Regions from separate parts of the Homo sapiens genome. Here region 2 is linked to region 1. Evidence: chromatin contacts called from ENCODE Hi-C or POLR2A ChIA-PET data. All regions are on one chromosome and are shown on one strand. Each heading gives the region's core, a stretch centred on a gene start or an enhancer-like site at or near the end of the contact. The rest is flanking DNA. Distances are from core to core; before and after follow the strand shown. Region 1 holds the start of FGF22 (fibroblast growth factor 22). Region 2 holds the start of ABCA7 (ATP binding cassette subfamily A member 7).

Region 1 (5,283 bases), core at 1,283-3,782:
GACCGCGTTTAGGATGCCCCAGGACAATCTTCTCCATATCGTTCAGATCTTCATGGTGTCAATATATTGAGACTCTTTTTCCAAATAAGGCAAATGTCACATTCTAGGGATCAGGGTGGGGACTTACCTTTGGGCCAACCACAGAGGCTACAAAGAGGAAGACACCACTCAATACAAAGCGTGCGCCAGCCCAGCCCTGATCGGTGTTTGTTGTTGTTGTTTTTGTTTGAGACAGAGTCTCGCTCTGTCGCCCAGGCTGGAGGGCAGTGGCATGATCTCAGCTCATTGCAACCTCCGCCTCCTGGGTTGTATAGATTCTCCTGCCTCAGCCTCCTGAGTAGCTGGGATTACAGGCGTGAAAAGGAGCAAGGCTCTGCCCCAGCCACAGCGCGGATGCACCTTGAGGATGTCATGCTCAGTGAAAGACGCCAGACACAGAAGGACACACAGTGTGTGATCCCCTTTATATGAAATGTCCACAACAGGCCCATCCACAGAGGCAGGAAGGGGATGTGTGGGTGCCGGGGGCTGGCAGAGGGGATGAGTGACAGCTGATGGGGCTTCTTCTTGCGGTGATGGAATCTTCTGGAACTAGACAGTCGTGGTGGTTGCACAACTCTACGAGGTACTAAAATCACTGAACTGGCTGGGTGCAGTGGCTCATGCCTGTAATCCCAGCACTTTGGGAGGCAGAAGCAGGTAGATCACGAGGTCAGGAGTTTGAGACCAGCCTGGCCAACATGGTAAAACTCTGTCTCTACTAAAAATACAAAAATTAGCTGGGTGTGGTGGCAGGTGCCTGTAATCCCAGCTACTCAGGAGGCTGAGGCAGGAGAATCGCTTGAACCAGGGAGGCAGAGTTTGCAGTGAGCCGAGATCGCACCACTGCACTCCAGTCTGGGTGACAGAGCCAGACTCCGTCTCAAAGAAATAATAATAAAATAAAATCACTGAACTGTACAGTGTAAGTGGGTGAATTGTGTGGTATATGAGTGATGTTTCCGAGGTGTCATTAAAGAAACTCAGACGCCTGGGGTGGGGCCAGTCTCACCGCTGTGGGTCCCATCCCCATCATTTCTCACAAGGCCCTCAGATCACCCTTCCGCGGTGGGGGGCGGACACTCTAAGAAGGGAAGACCTGGGCTCCTGCTGGCGAGAAGGCGGTGGACATTTCTTCAGTGTCTGGTGCCGCGCCCTCTGCCCAGCGTGCTCCGTGGAGGGTCTCATTGTCTTCCTCCAGACGTCTCTTTACTGGCCCATTTTACAGAGGCGGAACCGAAGCTTGGGGTGTTGGCCACAGGGCTCTAGTGTGGGAAGCCAGGCCAGGCTGGACCTCAGCCATGGGGACCCCTGTCCCTGAGACTGTGGCACCTGCCACACCCTCTGTGTGACCCGCCTAAGCCAGGAAGAGAGGGTCAGGAGATGCCTGAGCCACCAAGAAGGCATCCCAGCGTCCAGCCAGACCGGTTATCCCTCCAGAGGGCTCCCCGGCAGGACAGGCTGGTCGCCATGTCTTCAGCCTGGTGCTATTTAAAGGTGGGTGCCACCTGGGGCTGTGGCCGCAGGGCCAGGACTGGGCTGCTGGGAGCTGTGTCCCCACAGCGGAGGTCGCCGCCCCTCTCAGGCCTCGGTTTCCCCAGTTGTCAATGCCTCCACTTGGCTGTGAGTCTGTGAGGGTCACTGTGCTCACCTTTTGGGGCCCAGCGCATGGGGCAGGCAGAGGAAGGGTGGGGGCCAGCCGCCTTGCTGGGTGGTTCCCCGTGGGGCCTGGGGTATGGCTCTAAGGGAGGAGCAAGTGTGGGTGCGAATGGGGCCGCCCCATTCCTGCCGCCTCCGACGTGCCCCGCCAGCCGGCCACCGACAGGTCTACGTGGCTATCCTCCCTCCTGCCCACCTACCTGCCCAAACACACGTCCCCAGTCGTCACCTGCCCACCCACCCGCGCATTCCCACACCCTTGTGGGCCTGGCTTTCGGGAAACTACAATTTGCGGGGAGAGAAGTCCCACGAGGGCATGCCCCGGAGCCTGGCTGGTCCCACGGCTGACGCACGCGGCAGGACCTCCCGTGTCCATCTCTGTCCCCAAGCATCTCCGCCTCTGCCCCTCTCTGTCTCTGTGTCTCTCTCGTCTCTCCCGGTCATCTTCCTTGTGTCTCTTGACTGCCGCCGTCTTTCTGTCTCTGTCTCCCTCCGGGTCTCTGTCTCCCTCCAGGTCTCTGCGGCCCGCGTCTCACACTCCCGCCCCCGCAACCCGAGGTCCTAGCCCGCCCGGGGACTCGGCTGACTCACGGACACGCCCCGCGAGACAAACAACAAACGCGCGGAGGCCGAGCGCGGAGTCCCGCACGGCCGCGCCCCTGTGCACCTGGCCCCCGCCCCCGAGACGTCCCATTGGCCGGCGCCCTAGCCTGGTCCCGCCCAAGTGGACCCCGCCCCCGCCCCGAGGCACCCCATTGGCCGGCGTCCCCGCCCCAGCGAACCCGGCCCCGCCCCCGAGGCGCCCCATTGGCCCCGCCGCGCGAAGGCAGAGCCGCGGACGCCCGGGAGCGACGAGCGCGCAGCGAACCGGGTGCCGGGTCATGCGCCGCCGCCTGTGGCTGGGCCTGGCCTGGCTGCTGCTGGCGCGGGCGCCGGACGCCGCGGGAACCCCGAGCGCGTCGCGGGGACCGCGCAGCTACCCGCACCTGGAGGGCGACGTGCGCTGGCGGCGCCTCTTCTCCTCCACTCACTTCTTCCTGCGCGTGGATCCCGGCGGCCGCGTGCAGGGCACCCGCTGGCGCCACGGCCAGGACAGTGAGTGCGGGGCGGCGGGGGCCTGGGGTGGGGAGGCGGCGGGTGACGGCAACGCGGCCGCCGTCTTCACGGTGACCTGCGCCCGCGGGGGAGTCCCGGAGGCTCCTCTGTGCAGCCTCGGCCTCAGTTTCCGTGGTCTGTGAGATGGGTGCAGCCTGCCTGGTGGGAGGGTTGCACTGTTAAAGCGAAGGCTGCAGCGGCGGACCCGGCTCAGGGGCAGAGAAGCGTCCGTGTGGTACAACCCTGTGGGTGGGGCCACCCATCTGCAGGTGGGAAACTGAGGCTCCAGAGGGGCTGGGGCAGGCCCAGCTGCATGGCGGAAGCGGCGGGGGGCTGACCTCCGGACTCCTGACATCACAGAATCCAGTCAGGGCTGCCTGAGTCGGGGCCCCCTCTGCTTCTTCCCAGACACCCCATCTGGCAGGTGAGGACAAGGAGGCACACAGAAGGGATGGGACCTGCCCAGGGTCACACTGACAGGGGTGGCGGAGCTGGGTCCCCACAGGGCCCAGGACGTCACGGAGCGGGCGTCTCTGTCCCCAGGGTCTGCCGAGCACACTGAGGTAGGCCCTCAGTGTTTGTGGAATGTCAGGAGCAAGAGGAGAGGCTGGGCACAGCAGGGGATGTGGGTACCTGGAGGCCAGGGGAGTCGGTGTCCCCGCCGGGCGGGGGGCACTGGGAAGGGGGCCCGGGCCCGCTGGCTGCCGCCTGAATCACCACCATCAGGGCAGGTAATCACCCCCTGTCCTTCCCACCGCTTTCATCTGGGCGCCAAGGCCCTCATTAGGCCGCACGTGACGAGGGCGGACAGGGGACTGGCTGGGCCGGTCCATCCATGGCGGGCATGGCCAGGCGGGGTGGCCTCGGGCCGGGGCAGAGGCCTGGCTCCGCTGCCTGACCTGGAACAGTCTCTGCCTCTCTCCAAGCCTCGGTTTCCCCAGCTGGACGGTGATGGGGGTGAGGGCTAGCTGAGGGCTCTCCTGCCCTTCGTGCATTCGCTGGTCACTAATCGGGCACCTTGTGGGTGCTGTGCTCCGCATGGGGGACCCAGTGGTGACAGAGACGCCCACCCTCCTGGGGCTCCCAGAGCAGAGGCGCGCAGCAGTTAGACACGTGAACAAGGGCGCAGGTGGGTGCACAGAACAGTGAACGGTTGGCCGGGTGCAGTGGCTCACGTCGGTAATCCCAGCACTTTGGGAGGCCGAGGCGGGCAGATCACGAGGTCAGGAGATCGAGACCATCCCGGCTAACACGGTGAAACCCCGTCTCTACCAAAAATACAAAAATTAGCCGGGTGTGGTGGCGGGCGCCTGTAGTCCCAGCTACTCGGGAGGCTGAGGCAGGAGAATGACGTGAAGCCGGGAGGTGGAGCTTGCAGTGAGCTGAGATCGCGCCACTGCCCTCCACCCTGGGCGACAGAGCGAGACTCCGTCTCAAAAAAAAAAAAAAAAAAAGAACAGTGAATGACGTGAACAAGGGTGCAGGTGGGTGCGCAGAACAGTGAACGGCGGTGTTGGGAGGCACCTTGCCAGGGGAGGGGAGGTGCAGGGCGAGGAAGGGGCCAGGGGAGATCGTGACACAGACGCCCCAGAACAACCACCTCAAAGACGTTCCTGTGTGTCCTGGAAGGTCGGGCTGGGAGGCTGCCCCGAGGAGCTTTCACTTTGACAGGGAGCTGGCCGGGCACGCAGGGAACTGTACACCCAGCTGACAAAGCGGCAGACACCCAGGCCGGGGTGAGCGAGTGTGGGTGAGGAGTGGCGGCTGGCCCCAGGGTCCTTGCTGGACAAGACACTTCAGCTCAGGGTGGGGCAGGGCTCACCCAGGGCTACCCACAGACGATGGCGTCCAAATCTGGCTCTGCCACTCCCAGGCCTCAACTGGCCCCTCTGCAACGTGGGCTGCTGAGCGGGCTTGGTAGGACAGCTGGCATACAGTCGGCGCTCAAGCATGTCTGTGGTGTCCCATAAACCACCGGTGTCCCACTCTAGGCCACTGCCAGCCCGGCCTCCAGTCCAGAGTCCCAGTCCGGAGTCCCAGTGACTGTGCGTGGGCCGGGCAGCTGAGCTGTGAGGGCCGGGCTGGGGGCTCCATATGGGGTGGTGTGAGCTGTGAGGGCCGGGCTGGGGGCTCCATATGGGGTGGTGTGAGCTGTGAGGGCCGGGCTGGGGGCTCCATATGGGGTGGTGTGAGCTGTGAGGGCCGGGCTGGGGGCTCCATATGGGGTGGTGTGAGCTGTGAGGGCCGGGCTGGGGGGTCCCTGGGGTGGTGTGAGCTGTGAGGGCCGGGCTGGGGGGTCTCTGGGGTGGTGTGAGCTGTGAGGGCCGGGCTGGGGGCTCCATATGGGGTGGTGTGAGCTGTGAGGGCCGGGCTGGGGGCTCCATATGGGGTGGTGTGAGCTGTGAGGGCCGGGCTGGGGGGTCCCTGGGGTGGTGTGAGCTGTGAGGGCCGGGCTGGGGGCTCCCTGGGGTGGTGTGAGCTCTGAGGGCC
Region 2 (4,459 bases), core at 1,960-4,459, 400 kb after region 1:
GGCTGGAGTGCAGTGGCACGATCTCGGCTCACTGCAACCTCTGCCTCCCGGGTTCAAGAGATTCTCCTTCCTGCCTCAGCCTCCCGAGTAGCTGGGACTACAGGTGCATGCTGCCACACCCGGCCAATTTTTGTATTTTTAGTAGACATGGGGTTTCACCATGTTGCCCAGGCTGGTCTCGAACTCCTGAGCTCAGGCAATCCACCCGCCTTGACCTCCCAAACTGCTAGGGTTACAGGTGTGAGCCACCGCACCCGGCCACACCCAGCTAATTTTTGTATTTTTAGTAGAGACGGGGTTTCACTGTGTTGGTCAGGCTAGTCTTGAACTCCTGACCTCAGGTGATCCTCCCACCTCAGCCTCCCGAGTAGCTGAGACTACAGGCGCCCGCCACCACGCCCGGCTAATTTTTGTATTTTTAGTAGATATGGGGTTTCACCGTGTTGGCCAGGCTGGTCTTGAACTTCTGACCTCAGGTGATCCTCCCACCTCAGCCTCCCGAGTAGCTGGGATTACAGGCATGTGCCACCACGCCCAGCTAATTTTGTATTTTTGGGAGAGACAGGGTTTCACCGTGTTGGCCAGGCTGGACTGGAACTCCTGACCTCAGGTGATCCTCCCACCTTGGCCTCCCAAAGTGCTGGGATTACAGGCGTGAGCCAGTGCACCCAGTGAAGGTCCCCTCTTCTCTCCACCATGACCTGCTCCACCCCTCCTTCCTCTCCAGGTGGGCATGACGGCTCCCGGGACCCGGCGGCACATCTATGATACCAAGCTGGGAACCGACAAGTGTGACAACTCCTCCATGTCCCTGCAGATGGGCTACACGCAGGGCGCCAACCAGAGCGGCCAGGTCTTCGGCCTGGGCCGGCAGATATATGACCCCAAGTACTGCCCGCAAGGCACAGTGGCCGATGGGGCTCCCTCGGGCACCGGCGACTGCCCGGACCCGGGGGAGGTCCCTGAATATCCCCCTTACTACCAGGAGGAGGCCGGCTACTGAGGCTCCCAGCACGCTCTCTCCCCACATCGTCTGCCCATCTGGGTTTTTGGGTTTTTCTGTGTTTTCATCTTTTTTTTTTTTTTCTTAACCCGTTCAGTGCTGCCAGTCAACCAAGGGTCTGTGAGTGTCAGCGTGGGATCAGGCAGCAGAGCTTTTTTCCCCTTTGCCTTGATCCTTCGCAAGGCTGAGCCACTGGGCTGTGGGGGAAGGGGTCAAGGCCATATCCCAATACGTGTAGGGCGAGGGTCCCTGCTGGCACATTCAGGCTGTGCTGGGAAGAAGAGACCTGGGCTTGGAAGGAACCGGTCCCCGACGGTTTCTGCTTGCCTCGCCTCTTCCCCCTTTTGTCAGCTGAGCAGTTTGTGGTTTCTATGCCCGCAAGTTTCAGGAAGTATTCACAAAAGAAAAATACATTTTTTCCCCCAGGGGTGGGGCAAGGACAGTGGAGAGAGTGCTAGGAAATGAGTCCCCTGGGAAAGGGGACCGGGCCGTGATGTTAAATATCTCCGGCTCCCAAGTGACTGGATTTGCCTAGGACCTTCAGACCAACAGACTTCAGACCCTCAGACCTGCCCCGGGGCCAGGTGGAGAAAGTGAGGGCCGTACAAGGAAGTGAAATTCTGAGTTGTTGGGGCTAAGCCTGACCCCCTCTCCATGCTCCCCGCCCCAACCCACTCTGGCCTCAGTAGATTTTTTTTTCAGTTGTGGTTGTTGCCCAGGCTGGAGTGCAGTGGCGCCATCTTGGCTCACTGCACCTCCACCTTCCGGGCTCAAGCGATTCTCCAGCCTCAGCCTCCTGAGTAGCTAGGACTGCAGGTGCTCCACCACGCCCGGCTAATTTTTGTATTTTTAGTAGAGATGGGGTTTCCCCATGTTGGCCAGGCTGGTCTCGAACTCCTGGCCTCAGGTGTGATCCGCCCGCCTCCGCCTCCCCAAGCGCTGAGATTACAGGTGTGAGCCACCGTGCCCAGCCCCTCAGTAGGTTTTAAGGAGCCCCCAGCCCTCCTCCCTTCTGGGCCCGACCAGCTTATACTGCTCCATCTTCCCCGGCCACATGCCCCGCCAAGTACTGCACAGGGACCCCCCACCCAGGGGACCTGCTCCGTGAGATAATGTGAAATACGACTGTGGACCAAACGCAATAAAACCTCTGTTTGTACGAAGAGAAGGTGGCCAAGAGAGTTGGCGTCGATGAGGGCGTGCTTTGCTTTGATGCTTTTGTGGGGAGAGAGGAGGTCTTGGGGGATGGGGGGATCAAGGGGAAAATGTCCACCTCACCATTGGGAGGAGGAGCAAAAGCTGAAGCCACAGGTGAGTCTGGGTGGAATGAATGATTTGAAGGGCCGGGACTTGGGGTAGAGGGAGAGGCTGGGCTTCCTGGCCATTTGGAGAAGAGGCAGTTCCCTCAAATGCCCCCCATGCGCTTTGGCTGCACTCTACCTTACAGCGCAAGTCTCGTGGCCTCAGCCTGGATGTCTCCCCGTTGGCGAACTCCTATTTATCCTCAAAGCCCCAACGGCAATGCCACCTCCTGCCGCGGGAGCCGTCCCCACGCCTCTCACTCTCCCCAGCGCCTTCAAAGCTGTGGACCCACACGCTCCCATTTCAGCTTCACCTCCAGCCTGAAGAGTTTATTTCAACTCTTCTTCCAGAGTGGGAAACGGGTTTTCCTCAAAATCAGGGTAGCCACTATAATCGGAGACTCTAGAATGTTGGCCCCCTCCCCCTCCTGCCATCCTCTGCAGAAGCCGAGGAGCGTTCGTGGAATGAATGAATGAACGAATGATCTAGTGGAACCCCTACTTTACAGACGGACGAGTGTAGTCCCAGAGTCTGGACTAAACTAGAGGGAGCCTGGCCAGCCCCGGGGACAGCGGGGACAGAGGGAACTCCTGCAATTCGGAGCTGCGGTATTGCAGCCGGTTATACAACGTGGGGAGGCAGCCTGGCTCCCCAAAGACAGCGCAGCCTCGTTCCCGGAGGGCGGCCTGCCTGGGACCTGCCGGGCACTCCGCCACCCTACGGTGATGCAGCAAGAGCCGCGCGGTCCCTTTAAGAAACCCGGCTAGGCGAGGCCCTTCTGTGATCCCGTCTCCTCCCTTGGCCCGCGCAGCTCCGACGGAGCAGGCCAGTGAGTGACGGGCAGGTCGCCCAATAGCAGCGTGCAGAGGCAGGGGCGTGCCCCGGCGCTGCTACCTGCGCGGGCAAGCTCAGCGCACTTGGCTTAAGGGGCGGCGCGCTCCCTGCCTGCTGCTGGGCGGAGGGAAGGCGGCAAGAGCTGCGGAGCCCCTGGAAGGTGAGAAGGACTCGGAGAGGGAAGAAGGCCCGAGACTCGAGAATGCGGGGTTGGGGCCGGGAGGGATGCAAGTTCCCTGGGAATTAGGGGGTCCAGCCTCTGACCTCCTTCCGGTGAATGTTGACGACGGCTGAATTGATCACTGATTCTCAAGGGGGGCATCGGACATCTGGGACCCTTAAGAGGGCCTTTGCCGATCACACACCTGCAGCCCCCTGCCCGTTAGAACTCCTGCACTCCCCCTTGCCCCGTCTTACAAATGGAGAAACTGAGCCCACTCCCCCAGATCCTAAGTCCCGCTTGATGTAAAGGAAAGAACCCTGGCGTAAGGGTCTGGGTCTGAGGTCCCAGTTCCGGCCTGGTCACCTTTAGCAACTTCCTGCCCCTCTGTCAGCGTCAGATTCTCCATCTGTGTCAGAGGTGGACCGGCCCAAGGAAAATAGATCAGGAATCGCTGACTCCAGGAGTCTCTATCCCAGCCCCTTCGCCTGACTCTTTCTCTGGCTCCCGCGGTCCCTCTGAGCGATTAATGCTACATAAGGTGTGGGCAGAGCTGGGGTCGTGCCTCCAGCTGGGCAACTGCCTGTCTCTCTGGGTGCCTGGGTTTGCTTTCTTGGGCCTCGGTTTCCACTTCTGTAGAGTGGGGTGATAGTCCAGCACTTCCCCTGGGCGTGTGAAATGTCCAGCACTGCCAATATTCGTTGCTGTTATCTTCGGAGAACAGTGAGGGGAAAGGAATCCTTGCCTGGGCTGGGCCAGGCAGGAGGCTGGGGGTCAGGACCTGGAAGAGGCTTCCAGGTGAGGCTTGGGGTGGAGCCTGGTGACGAAAGCGTTAAGCCCAAACTCGGTCCCTGGAGGATTAGAGGATGATCTTTAAGTCCCCAGCTGTCAGCCCTGCTCAGAGCGACAGTCCTGGCAGCCAATCAGATGCGAGGACGGCTGCGGGTTGCGCTCCCATTGGTTTACTCCACCCCTGGGGTAGCGGAGCCTCTTTATCGAGTGACTACTGTTTGCCTCGCTCTAATCAGAGCTTCCAGGAACCCTGCGCTGTGGGATAAAGGAATGAGGTTCAGAAAGGGGCAGGGAGTTGCCCGCAGCCGCACCGCACGTCTTCAGCCCGACCGTTGTCCTGACCTCTCTGTCCCGTCCCCTGCCCAGTC

The links. A loop is a pair of places that touch in the nucleus more often than their neighbours do. ChIA-PET counts read pairs that join two places held with the same protein, here RNA polymerase II (POLR2A). Pooled maps may share reads with other maps.
Region 2: a loop to region 1 is called in a pooled map, with 4 times the contacts of the local background. The contact joins the promoter of ABCA7 here to the promoter of FGF22 in region 1. A Hi-C loop is called at or near these places in 4 of 50 pooled maps. POLR2A ChIA-PET finds 5 or more read pairs at or near these places in 2 of 52 experiments (T-cell and activated CD4-positive, alpha-beta T cell).

Annotation. Positions count from the first base shown.
Region 1 is chr19:637,347-642,629 of GRCh38, forward strand. FGF22 (fibroblast growth factor 22) reads left to right here and starts at 2,533. Exons shown (of 3, transcript NM_020637.2): 1 at 2,533-2,793. The coding sequence starts at 2,580. It overlaps LOC105372234 (a long non-coding RNA gene), which reads left to right. Exons shown (of 2, transcript XR_936226.2): 2 at 1-960. RefSeq lists an enhancer at 1,149-1,874 and a silencer at 2,216-2,705.
Region 2 is chr19:1,036,898-1,041,356 of GRCh38, forward strand. ABCA7 (ATP binding cassette subfamily A member 7) reads left to right here and starts at 3,210. Exons shown (of 47, transcript NM_019112.4): 1 at 3,210-3,299; 2 at 4,328-4,459. It overlaps CNN2 (calponin 2), which reads left to right. Exons shown (of 7, transcript NM_004368.4): 7 at 728-2,168. The coding sequence ends at 1,003. RefSeq lists enhancers at 1,216-1,775, 1,363-1,864, 1,865-2,364, 4,257-4,459 and a silencer at 4,206-4,345.